3 separate regions of the Homo sapiens genome follow, and regions 2 and 3 are each linked to region 1. Evidence: chromatin contacts called from ENCODE Hi-C or POLR2A ChIA-PET data. All regions are on one chromosome and are shown on one strand. Each heading gives the region's core, a stretch centred on a gene start or an enhancer-like site at or near the end of the contact. The rest is flanking DNA. Distances are from core to core; before and after follow the strand shown.

Region 1 (4,329 bases), core at 1,003-3,502:
TAAATTTTAAGACCTTCAGTTTCTCTATTTGTATAAAGTGATTATAAAACCTACCTTATGGAGCTGTCTGATGATCACATATGAAATCGCATATGTTAAGTGCTTATGCAGCGTCTGGCACATGATCAGCATTAATTTTATGTGAACTGCCATTTTGATGGCAGTGGTGGCGATCTGATGGTGGAGGAGGTTTAGTTAGCGCTGGGTAGATTGTAACATATACCTATCCTTAATGATTTGTTCAACCTGGAATTTTGGACGGAGCCTGGGCCTGAGGAGTTGAACCTTAGAGTGATCCATTTCTCTTGGAAAAGTCCTGTTCAGTTTGAGCAAGAAACTCTGGAAAGGGGAAGGATGTATTTTAATCCCAGCTACCAGGGTGACAGGCAGCAGAACTGAAACAGCATGACTAAGCACAGACCATCTCCTTTCATTACATGGGGGGCTGAGGTCTTTCCTCTCTACTGCCAGGGACTGGAGAAAGGAAAGATACCCAGTTTAATTGCATCTGATAAACGGATAGTAAAGTCCAAGAGTAGACAATTGGAATATTTCCCCAGCCTTTTTCCTGTTAGGTTCTCAAAGCTAGAAAAAAAATGCTGAATGTCTTTTCCCTAACTTCATATCGCCATATGAAGCCCAGCTAAGTTTCCCTTGAAGTTCACTAGCCCATTTCCTCTGTAGGTCTACAGGGGCCACCTGCCAATGTGCAGGGATTAAATGAAGAAATAAAGACCTAAGGCCTTTCTAGAAGCTAAAAACCCTAGGACTCCCTAAACACTTTGGAGTTGCAGCTCCCATTGGTTAAGAGGTATGGATCGCATAGTTTCAAGCTGAGCCATGCTTTTCGGAATACTCTGCTTTTTCTCATCTTTTTCCACTATAGTAATACTATAAATGAGATCTCTTCCAGAAATAAAGGCAGAAAGCCCCAAGCTCGATGCTAAAGATGTTTGTGACAGAGTTCTGCAAGAATAGGATATTTGCAGTCTCGTCTGCGATAATCATTTCAGAAGTGGCTGCTGATACTGGTAGGTATGCAGTCAGCAATTGTGGTGGAAACGGGGAATGTCTGCTCAAAGAGACAGAATGTGCAATGACTCAAATGATTTCCAGCAATTGTCAATACTATTTGATGTTAGTCATTTATGCTACCTTTTTCTTATTTATAGATTCCTAGCTTTAAATTAACCTCCCTGATATATGGAAGTAATTTGGTCAGTAATAAGTTCCTTTGTTTTGGGTTTTTTGTTGTTTTTTTTTTTTAGGACTATGTGGCAGAGGAGACTCCTGACTTTCACTTCTCTAAATAACCAACAACTCCTCACTGTCCCTGTGTAAAGCTATCATGGCTGTGGGGAAGGAGAGACACTTCAAGGACAGCTCAGAGCAAAGTACCAGTTTAAAATCTTCTCACGAGAAGAGCAGCATCCTTCACTCATTTGTCCTTTCACTGAGGGTGCACTACATGTACTCACTGTGCTAGATATTGGGAATACAGGGCTGAGTGAGACATGGGCAGACTCCCTGAGAGGTAACACTCAGACTACATCTCAAAGGATAACTAGATATCCGCCAATCAAGATGGAGCAGCAGGCCAGGTATACAGGCTCAGCATCACTTTGGGCGTTGCTTTATCTTAAAAAGCTGCCTGAACCACTTAAAGGGACCCACTGCTGCCTTCAAAAGAGTACAGTGATATGCATCTTCCTGAGGTCTTTCTAAGCCACTTCTGGAGCTAGATATATGTTTCTCAGATGTCTCTGAAACAAGGTTTCCAGGCAACTACATCTGAGGCCATTGGTGCTGCAATATGACTGAAAGGAAAGAGGGTGTGTACTTCAACAGCCTTGCTGTAAGCAAGGTGGCTTCATCCCCTCCCCCCACCTGAAATTGAGAAACACAGAAGTGACCACAGTCCTAGGCCACTGTGTGCAAAAATGGGAAATGTCACTCATCAGGTCCTCTCCCACGTTTAACCAGAATCATCAGCCTATAGATTCGGGAACTGAGTGGCTTGACCATTTTGCACGTAAGCCATATGCAATTGGTCCAAAGGAGACCAGTGAGCAACAATTCAATTTAGAGTTCACTGAACTCTCTGGTTTGGGAAGGAAATTGCTAGTAATCAATTGCAGCAAGCATACAGGCTCAGGGCCAGGAAGAGAAAAATCACTTTAATGGGCAAAGCAGATGTTGCTAAATTCATTGCAAAAGTGAGATGGGCACAGAGCCAGGCCTTGCATGAGAGATGCTGATCTGTTCTCCTGAATGAACAAAACAGAGACATTTCAAAAAGGGGGGTTTCTATGAAAGAAGCCAGAGGTCTGTGTCCCTGTTAGAGTAAATAAAAGAAAATGCACCCAGGTGTTCAGGTCCCCCATACCACCACAGGACTTAAAGTTGTTAACATCTTACGAGGATTTTTAAACAAATCCAGAATACTAGCAAAAACTGCCTGGGGAGTCTTCATTCGGTTCTAAGGAGAGTATGTGGTAGAGTAGAGAGAACACGGGCTTTGGCATCAGATCTGTTTCTTCCATGAATTAGTTGCTTCCACCACCAAGAAGTTGTATGACTTGGGCAAAGTTCTTAACACCTCTCAGTCTCAGTTTCCTCCACTGTAAAATGGGCCTAATGTCATTTACCTTATTAGAGCAGTTGTGAGGACTAGTGATAATGTCTGTAAAGTATGGTAGAGAAATGCACTTAAGCAATAACATGTTTTCAGAACCATGAAAAGACTAGTGACACTAGGATGTGGGGAGAATTGGTTAATGACAGGGCAGGGTGGGGTGGGATGGGGAGAATTTCTGGCCCAATATTGACCAGCTTTGGCACGTGCTCTTGGTGAAGGATTACTTCACAGGTCACATGTTTCTTTGCATGCTTAGGCTGATAAAACATCTCTCAAGAATATAAGAGCTCAGCAAGTGTAGGAGCATAGCCCAAGAAAGGTCACTGTGTGTACTTAGAACATTTTCATGGAGTAGCTTCAAATGCAAGCCTCCTAAAAGAGAGTTGATTCTGATTCCCCAAATCTGAAATGTTCTTTACTTACCTAATTCCCACTCATCCTTCAAGGCCCAACCAGAGTCCCTCCTCTGAGAATCATCCCAAATTCCTCTGGAGCTCACCATCTCTACCTACTCACATATTGCCCAGTTTATATCAGCTGCCTTCAATCCTTCCTGGAACAAGACATTAATCCCATTCAGTAAAAACTTTAAATGCTACTTACTCAATTCTTTGGCCTGTCATAGTAAAGTGTCATACACTGATCATCACCTGAATCATGTGGTTCTACCCCAAATACTTAGCAACTTCCTAGAGTTTAGATATTGAACTTGCACTAATTAAAATCTCTAAATCAGAAGGCAGAGAGAGCTGAGGGCTCTGACACTTGACTAGTTGTGTGAGCTTGGGCCAAGTTTCATGGCCTTCTCAAGCCTTAGTTCTCTCATCTGTATACTGGAGATAATAATAGCACCTTCCTCCTAGGACTTGTGTGAGACTTTCGTGAGCTCGGTCCTGCAAAGTGCTCAGCACTACATTGTTAGCTGAGTAGTAACAGTCACTTTCCTGAAAGCTTCTTCACCCAGAGGGGCTAGCCCATGCCTGTGCACAAAGAATGTCAAATTACATTCACACCCCCTGAGATTTCCAAGCTACAGGCCATTTTCACAGTGGCCACTCTCCAGAAAGCTAAGTCCTGCTGAAAGTATGTTTCCAAGTTGCCATCACCTTTAGAATATTTCTGATAAGCAAGCAAAACTGCCTGTGGCCTTTGGCAGTGAATTTCTGGGGGCTGGTAAGAGGAGGATGTTTACCAGAGCACAAAGGCCAGGTCATAAGCAGAGAATATTTTGGCCCAGACAGATCCCAGAGAAGGCATTTTTGCCAAGCACAGACTCCATTCTCAGGTCCTGAAGTCAGCATTAGACACTAAACAAACCTTCCCGGGTTCACATTTGTTTACTTTTGGCCAAATGCAACTTCCTGTTTGAAAGGAAAAGGGCAGTAAAGCTTTCTATAGCCTTCTTGGACATAAAGGCTCTACTTGAAACAATTGATTTGCTAAGGATAAATGAATCAAACGTACACAATGGGGATCTCCCCTCCCCTCAAAATGTTCATGTTTCAACAGGGAAAGTGCTCAACAAAACCAAAACAAATATTTTTTCAACTGCTGGCCAATGAAGATTGTTTAGGCCATTTCTTCTCCTGAGAGCAAGAAAAACAGACATCAGGAGAGAGCTGAGTTACATGTGCTGTGTCAGAGAAGTCACTGCGACACACTTGGGGGTTGAGATTTCAGTTACACAGAAA
Region 2 (4,329 bases), core at 1,280-3,779, 250 kb after region 1:
CTAAATGAAAATATTAGGTCCAAAACATATAGGTGTAGGCATTTGGTTTCCAGTGGCTGAACCACTGGAAAGGGAGTGAGGTGTAGCACTTTTCGAGCTTGTAGACTCTTTATGGTCAGCCTCGTGACTTTATTCAACAGTTTCCCTTCCTGTGCAATCATCCCTCAAATATTAGGCAGATGAATTGAGACTAGATGTAACCATACTGGGAACTCCATTTCATTGTAGGATTCATTTAGGATGTCTCTAGTAGAGTGACTCATGATTTGCCTGAGACTTTGTCAGCCAGTTTTATATCCCAGCAAACCTTTTAGTCTCATGCAAACTGAAACTGGGTAGGCTGGTCACCCTGGTCCTTAGAAGAGGGCAGGTGAGGCTCTTAGTTGAACCAATTTCACTCAGTAAATGAATGAAAATCCATTACTATCTTGAATTTCTCAGCTCATTTTCCTTACCAGTGGATATAATTACCCTATTGGGGCACAAAACCTGTTTCTTGCCTTTAGTGACCCTCCCCCTTTTAGCCCTGCCAAACCATGTGTCCATGAGCCTCCCAAGCAATGATTCAGCTTGGGATCATCCAAGGACCCAGTGGAGAGTCTCTTGAAAGTCTGCTGAGCACTGATAGCCTCTGTTTTTTGTTGTTGTTGTTGTTGTTTGTTTTTAATGAACATTGTCCTCGTCTCATAATCTTTCCGTTCTTCTCAAAGGTCTATCTCTCTAAATAGTCTAGTAATCCCAAACCTAGCTTCACATCCATTTTTTTTTTAAATTAGGAATGTAGGCATGCACGTATATAAAGCCTTAAATACTAAACAGGCACGGGTGTATTCAATTCCATTCTGATTCCTGTCCATGAACTTAATCATAGTTTTCAACATTCATGCATCCCTTTCATCCCATCCTTTAAAGCCTTGTGATTTTGGCATTTCATGGTCTTACTTTCAACTAGATTTTAAAGTTTAGCTGGTATTAAATTACCATCTCAAAGAGAAAACGTAAAGTACAAGGTATGAATTAGACAGACCTATGTTCCAATGAAATTGTTGCCTTTATTTCCCAAGTATATGAACTTAGAAAAGTTTCTCTAAGGTTTAAGCTTTAAAATTTGCTCATTTGTAAAAACGGAGAAAATGATAGCTATTTTAGAGGATTTTGGGGGAGATATTTAGGTTATGCATGTAAAGCACATAGAAGCTTATTGCCCCACCCCAGCAGACATTAACTAGGTATTATCTTCACCACATTATTACAAGTTTGTAACTAGTAACATTCGTTAACAATCAGGCTGCAAAATTGTTATTATTATTGAGACAGGGGCTTGCTCTGTCGCCCAGGCTGGAGTGGAGTGGCTTGATCACTGCAGCCGTGATCTCCCACGCTCAAGCGATTCTCCCACCTCAGCCTCCCAAGTAGCTGGGACTACAGACATGCGCCACCAAATCCAGCTAATTTTTAGGTGGTTTTTTTTTTTTTTTTTTTTTTTTTTTTGTAGAGACGATTTCTCATTATGTTGTCCAGGCTGGTCTCGAATTCCTGACCTCAAGTGATCCTCTCGCTTCGGCCTCCCAAAGTGTTGGGATTACAGGCGTAAGCCACCGCGCTGGCCAAGCTGCAGAATTCTTTAGCCATCAAAGATGATGCCTCAAGTAGAAAGGCACAAGCTGCCTTCCTGAGGAACACAGGGAGAACTCTCATTACATCATAGTCTCACCGACTCTGTCTGAAGGAAGTGATGCTTCTCGTATCTCAGGAGTGTCTAATGTCATCTGGCCCACCGGCAGTTTGTGTATTCAGGAGGCTCTGGCTTTCAGGTTTGCTCCCTTGGGACCTCTTGTGTCACGTCGCTCGTTCTGGAAAGGAAAAGGGGTGAAAGAAAAAGGGAAATCACCAAAATGCAAAATCTGTTACCAGATGCCCTATTCCGTCCTAACTACCGAGTCTGGTGGCGTGGGCTGCTAAATCTTTTCGCGGAAAGATTGTCAGGCGCCACCCCGAGGTGTTTGTCAGCACAGAGATGGGGGAGAAGGGTGAGCTCACCCGAGAATTGAAAGGCAGGTGGTGAGGGATGAGGGGTGAGGAGTGGAGGGTGGCCATAAGCTTCTGCGTTTTGGCTAAAGTACAGACACAAAGCCGCGGCGTGAGGGTTTGCACAGAGTGGTGGGAAGGAGAGAATGTATTTGCTGGGTACGCAGAGCATTTCTGCACTCTCAAGAAGGCTGCCCGATTTGTCAGGGTTGCGCCCCGAGCCCGCGAGAAGGGCAGGGACTTTTTGTGATAAGCGCCTTCCCAAAGGTAGTGTCTGTTAAACGCAGAGCCTTAGCGAGTGCTGCTCGCAGACACGCCGGCTTCGCAGAAAGTCTCAGTCTAGCAGGTAGCTTAAGCAGACATCAGGTGCGCGAATTTGCTCTCCCTCACTGTTTCTAAGCCTGGGAGCACGCCCCCTCCGCGCCGGCGACCGCGGGTCGCGCATGCTCCGTGGGAGGGAGTGCGCCGCGCCTCCCGCCGGAAGCGTTCTCTCCCAGGTTGCGTTTCCTTCCTGTGTGAGGCCGGCTGAGGGCACTTGCTCTTGCTGTTTCTGCCCCTGGGTGAGTAGCTGGTTCCCGTGGGGCCTCATGGGATGGTTGTCGTATCCTTCTGAGGTCCTTTAAGGACCGTCTCGGACCTGGGAACCCCCGGAGGAAAGGTCACCCCGGTCTTCTCCCACGCCCTACCTCAGTGCCGCCCCCAAGCGCCCCGCAGCCCTTAGTATCTAGAGGATTAACCTCCAAGGGCGTCCCGGGCCTCGCCTTGGCGTCCGGCCCGGCCTGGGCCCTTAGGGTCTGCTTAGCTCTTCCCCAAGACTCGTGCCATTCCCGAGGGAATCTTTGTCGGCATCCTGGTCACTGTGGGGGTTTGAGGTCGTCCCGGAAGACTTCAGAACCAGGCGAACCTAGACGAAGGCGGCTGGAATGAACCAGGTCTGATTGTCGCACAGGCGCGGCCACCACCTTGTGCAAAATCGAAGGTGGTTCTTCAGGGCCGGGCACGCTTTCACAAAAGATGGTGATGTTAATAATAACCTGCCCTCTTTGTGAAGATTGGCAGGCCTTCATTGTCATAGGCTGTATTCGTAGGGCCTTTATGCCTGCAAAACTGGGACTTTTGAGTTTGAGAAACGATTTGTGAAATACTGCAATGAATTAGGAGAGAAATACTACAGTGAATGCTATGCTATGAATGCTATACATGTCAATAAATTGCTCATAGATGAGGTAGTACGATTTCACGGTTTTCCACTCGGAAATGGAGAACTTAAAATGAAACGACCTGATACCATATTTGCCTAACAAATAACTCTAGGTTATAGTGTTTTAGGATGTTTCTTAGTTGCATACAGCACTATCATCGTATATGTACATATTTGTGTATTCATTTTGTTGAACCTAATGTTTATACAGGATTGAAATACGCTCCCTGCTGTTGTATGCGCATGCAGCTTTTATTGTATGTTCGCTGGTGATGGTATTGCTGCTGTAACAGCCTTACATTTTAGGTATATCAATACCAAATGAATGATACATGAGTGTACAATAAAGTATATATAGTTACAGTCTACAAAACAAGTTTCAGTTTCATTGAAGGATTTTGAAGTAATTTAAAAAGGTAGACTACTATTTTACAAGTGGCCTTAGTAGACCTAAGTCTTTATTACATTAAAAATTTCAGAATTGGGAAGGATATAAACGGGTTTTGTGTGTTGACCTTTTATGGGATTAAAAGTTGTTACTATCTTGATGACTGGGATGTGTTCATAACAGCCCTAATTTGTTCATGTAGTTCAATGAATATCCAGTAGATGACTTGGTTGGTAGTTTTATCACTACCAACTCTAAAACGAAAACGTTTTACTGGAATGCCACCGCTTTTCACAGATTAGGTTAATAAAACCCTTATCTTGTCTAAATTATTTTCCTCTGTGAGTATACCCCACGTAGTGATATAACACGTTTCAACTGCATTTTCAACTTTGTGGAATAAAGACTAGAAAAGTCAGTTTTTTACTTCCTATGAGAAGTGAAATATTGTGTAACCCGTTTTTTTTGGAATCCATGCTGATGGAAGATAGCACACTTTGGTTTGTTCCATGAAGAGAGATTTCAGTTAGGTGCCTTCTCCTTTTTGGCTTCTTTTGCTTTCTTTATAATTAATATAATAGCCGGACAGTGTGTTCTTTGAATGAAGTGGTGATATCTTAACAATTATTGTATATCCAATATATAGTGGGCGTCATATATAGATGTTCAGTAAATGCAAATTGAATGAATTAAATCATTTACCATCCCTAGG
Region 3 (4,329 bases), core at 1,092-3,591, 130 kb before region 1:
GTCACAGCCATCCACACTGCATTGACCAAAGCAAGTCACAGCCAGTGGAAAAATTGACTCTGCCTTTTGTGGGAGGGACTGCAATATCACATGGCAAAGGGTGTGGACCCAAAAACAGCTGAAGCATGAGGTCAATAATTCCATCTACCAAAGACATTTTCTGATTTGGAAAGGAATGGCTAATGTAGAGGGAATAGAATAGATAGAGAGGATCTATACAATCCCACTGACTTTCAAACGATTTGCCAGAAAGGGCTTTGCCTATGAATAAAACACCACATCTCATTTCTCTAACAAAGAAGACAATTAAAGACAAACCCTCCCACCCTCCCACTTTCCCCTTCTTTTTCCTTACAAAGTATACGAAATTGTAGGATGCCAAAATATTAGGCAAGCCTGACTAAAAAGAGAGATCCCTCAAGTCTCAAATTTCAACCATCTATAAAAGTAGCATTTGGAAAATTTCTGTGAAAAATGCAAACCTTTGCACTTGGGTCTCAGAGTCCCCATTTTATCTACACCTCTGTAATCTGTAAACACAGACGCCATCCTAACTGCATGACAAATAGGAACAAGTATCCTAATTAAACAAAAAGACAAAAGACCCTAGAAACATAAATTGGAAAGGACTCAGGTCATATTTTATTACAGAAAGCCAGGGAATGCCTCTAGCAATGTCACATTACTGGATAGAGCTGTATTTACATTTTGTTGAGTTGGTCCAGCAGTTCTAATGATGGGGCTGTTTTTGAATCAGGGAGATGGTTCCAATGAAAAACTGGATAGGTCTGTCTTTTCAGCAGAAATCTCCCTGGTATCATTTTCTTTTCTATTCTATTTAGGCAAGCTCCACAGTGCTAACTATTTCAGTTCCCAAGAGGCAAGGAAACTTGATGAGCTCTTTCTTGGGGTCTGTGTGGCATCTGGGTACCCTCTTGCTCCCACTCTCTAATGAACTATGGGGAAATTCTTCATGTAGCTTGGTGTACAGGTCAGCATCCAGATGTCTTCTTACCCCAAACTACAGGGTCTACAGGGTTGTTCAGCCCTTCCTTCCATTCAGCAAGTAGTTACAGATCTCCCATGGTGTGCCCAGCATTGTTGCCAGGCAATGGAGGGTAGCAAAGGAGGGGGGTGTGAAATTATGTTCTCTGCACAAAAAGCAGTATTGTCTATCCACTCACTAGGTTCAGAGCTTTAGTGGCTTTAGTTGCACTACAACTGGACAACTAGGGGTTAAGTGTTTTGAGCTTTGCTTATAAAAAGACAGACCCAAATCAGATAAGGTAACTAATTTAGAAGCAATTACAATGCATTTTATCCTATTCTTTTGCCAAAGAGCACCTTATCTAAGCTGGCTTTCCTTTTTACTTTTCCTTTTAAGTCTCAAAAATATCTCATTCAGGGTCAGGAAAAAGAAGACGCACAGACCAAGCATTTTGAAAAGGGGATGATGAATGCATTGGATGCTTACACTGTGTTGAAGAGGGAATTTGGATCCAACACCCACCAGGTCTTAGGGCTTGACAGACTCACTCGAGTATGCCTGACCAACCTCATATTCTGGTGGGGATTTTTGTTTTCCATGAACATATGGATTGTGTTAGTCTTTAGGAAGCACTTAAGCTAAAAAAGAAAACAAAGTTAAGATACAGTACTTTTTATTATATGAAAGCCTAGTTCCTCTTTTTGTACTATTTAGTATTCTGCCCCTGGTTATTTCAAAATAAACAATTTTTGAAGATAAGTAAATAAGCATTGCTATTGAATACAGTGGTTCTCATACTCTTGGATGCATAAGAATCCCCTTGGGAGTTTGTTAAAAATCCAGATTTCAATACAGTAGACCTAGATAATAACCCGCAAAATTTCCATTTTTAATCATTTCTCCAGAAGATGTGGTTTACAAACAAGACTTTGAACATCACTGGTCTAATTACCTTTCTGATTGTCTTTGGTTGACTCTTAGTCATTTGTATTATGGCTTACTTCTGACTCTACCAGTGAATGACAAAGCATGACCTATTCTTGCTTTTCAGAAAGCACTTGCCTCTCCCTGGCTATATTCATTTGTGATTGGCCCAAGATGAGAGAGATATCACCTGAGTCATCAGAGAAGGAGGCTTGAGCCACTTTGTCCCAGGACTCAGAGGAAAATATGGGAGACCTCTAGACCAGTGCTTTTGAACCAGGAGCAATTTTGCTCTCTACATTTAACAGTATCTGGAGACATTTTTGGCTATCACAATCTCAGCATGAGGGGGGACAGTGAGGAACGCTACTTGCATCTGGTGGGTGGAGACAGCGTTGCTGCTAAACATCCTGTCATGCAGAGTACACCCCTCCACAACAAAGCCTTCTCCAGCACAAAGTGTCAACCAGGCTGAGGTTGAGAAATCCTGCTTTAGGCCCAGCTGTTCTTTGAAGAGAATTTGGAGAGTTTACACCCCATTTCCACATGCCCAAAAGATATATTGAGCCCAGATGGTGAGAGTCTTGAATGCCATTATTAGGCATGTAGACGTGATTTCATATTTAGTAAGCTTAGAAAAATAAGAAAAATCACCTGTGCTTGCAAAACAATTAGCCAAGAGGAGTAGTGATGACCAATGCGAAATAAATAGCTCTTAATAGACACATGCATGTCGAATTTTGACACTAAGAAAACCACATTGTAGTGGGTCAGTGTGTCTAAATAATTGGTTTTAGCTAATTTTGTTGTAGCACAAACTCATTAAGATGTGGCCAGGGACATAGATAAAAACAGCACAGTCCTTGCCCTCAAATAAATTATTTTCTGAGTGGAGATCATGTGTACCCCAAAACTCATAATGTAAAGTGGAGCAAGATGAACTCAAAATGCAGCATATGAAACTACAGTAAATAGGAGAGGGGAACCTGGCTGTCCCGATGGAGGGAGACTAGGTAGGCATGGGAGGAAGGATCAGGGAAGCATATGTGATATTTCTTGAGTTTGCTCTTAAAAAATACGTATGATTTTGACAGAAGACATGGAAACAAAGTTATTCAAGCAAAGATTCAGAGGCAGAAATGTACAGGGTGGTGGTGGGGTGGGGATAGTGGTCCCAGATGAGTGAAGAGGAAGGTTTCATTGGTATGTGAGGGAGAGAAGTGAAATTGACCCCGTTTGGGAAGGTTCTGACTGCTTGGCTAATGTGTTCGCACTCTGTTCTGTGGGGAGCCAAAGGACCACCCAGGTCCTTGATCCTGGGAGATTCTGATTCCTAATCTAATCCCCGTAGCTCTAAACAGTTCTCGGGCGAGTCAATAAGGCATGCAGGCACACACTCGCTCTGTGGGTCTAGCTGCACCTTTCCCCTTCTTCTCAGTTCCCATTTTCCACCTGCAGACTCGGCTCTCTAGAGGCCTGTTGACCATTAAGTTGTGGGTGACAGGTAAGAGATGTGATTGTTTGCAGGTCCTGTGAAGAGTGTAAGGAGAATTTCCAGATTTTCCAGGCTCCTGGCTCTCATTAACCTCAGGAGCACAAAGATCACCTCTCCTTATTCACAAAGCCAGCACTATACTTCGATGTCAGGAATGAGTGGAGGTAGGTTAGTTGTCCATGCTCTTTCACCAAGGCAGCCAGCCATGCTAACTCCATGTCAATATACACTTATTTTAAACTGCTTCCTTCAACAGGGTACCACCACCTAAACTACTCTCAATCTTTAAAGTTAGCAGGTAGTTACTCAAGTAAAAGTGTAAATACAAATGGCAGCTTTCCTATAAATACTAAAAGTATAAGTAGAAGACAGCACAAAAGTGACAGATATCCCTCTGGATAAGCAGTCCCTGAGAACCAAACCAGCAGAAGAGACTTTTGATGAAGGTTGCACAAATTAGCAAGAGGATTTCATGTTCTTGGAGCCATGTTCCCAAAACTATGTTCCATGAACGCATTCAGGGTCCCTGAGACCATATTAGGTGTTCCACAAAAGCAACTCCACAGTCAAGTAGGTGTGGAAAATTCCAAACAATACTCTAGGCCCTCCATAGTCTCTGATGAAGTTTCAAAATTCCCCCGCATGGGATGGCATTAAATATTCTAAATACTAAAGAAAAAGATGTGTCTGACTTTGATCAACCCAGATTTTCCAAATAAACTTCTTTTATTTAAGGCTTTTAATTTATTTTTTTAAGTAGTGTATCTACCAACATTTCATGGGTACTTAGATATTTAGCAAGCACTTCCCATGTGCCAGGTGCTGTGCTAAATAATTTACATAATATTAATTCACTTGATTCTCATACCTACAAGGCAGATAGGATTCTCTTATTTTACAGATGAAGAAACTAAAATCCACC

The links. Hi-C counts contacts between places; a loop is a spot of excess contacts on that map. ChIA-PET counts read pairs that join two places held with the same protein, here RNA polymerase II (POLR2A). Pooled maps may share reads with other maps.
Region 2: a loop to region 1 is called in a map of naive thymus-derived CD4-positive, alpha-beta T cell, with 4 times the contacts of the local background. The contact joins the promoter of ATAD1 here to the enhancer-like site in region 1. A Hi-C loop is called at or near these places in 1 of 168 maps with a recorded cell type or tissue (naive thymus-derived CD4-positive, alpha-beta T cell), 20 of 37 single-sample maps with no recorded cell type and 11 of 50 pooled maps. POLR2A ChIA-PET finds 5 or more read pairs at or near these places in 2 of 52 experiments (HEK293T and naive thymus-derived CD4-positive, alpha-beta T cell).
Region 3: a map of naive thymus-derived CD4-positive, alpha-beta T cell shows a loop between it and region 1 (2.4-fold over the local background). The contact joins two enhancer-like sites. A Hi-C loop is called at or near these places in 1 of 168 maps with a recorded cell type or tissue (naive thymus-derived CD4-positive, alpha-beta T cell), 6 of 37 single-sample maps with no recorded cell type and 9 of 50 pooled maps. POLR2A ChIA-PET finds 5 or more read pairs at or near these places in 2 of 52 experiments (T-cell and activated CD4-positive, alpha-beta T cell).

Annotation. Positions count from the first base shown.
Region 1 is chr10:88,062,579-88,066,907 of GRCh38, reverse strand. No RefSeq gene overlaps it. Among named protein-coding and RNA genes, the nearest start is that of PTEN, 200 kb to the right of the region's middle. Within about 2 kb of position 2,252, at least 15 of the 41 ENCODE cell types and tissues checked have a DNase peak (open chromatin) inside an H3K27ac peak, as active enhancers do.
Region 2 is chr10:87,816,426-87,820,754 of GRCh38, reverse strand. ATAD1 (ATPase family AAA domain containing 1) reads left to right here and starts at 2,529. Exons shown (of 10, transcript NM_001321967.2): 1 at 2,529-2,588. It also overlaps the pseudogene CFL1P1. RefSeq lists a silencer at 2,382-2,431.
Region 3 is chr10:88,192,228-88,196,556 of GRCh38, reverse strand. All of the region lies in intron 1 of LOC101929727 (a long non-coding RNA gene), which reads right to left. It also overlaps a transcript of RNLS not described here. Among named protein-coding and RNA genes, the nearest start is that of PTEN, 330 kb to the right of the region's middle. Within about 2 kb of position 2,341, at least 3 of the 41 ENCODE cell types and tissues checked have a DNase peak (open chromatin) inside an H3K27ac peak, as active enhancers do.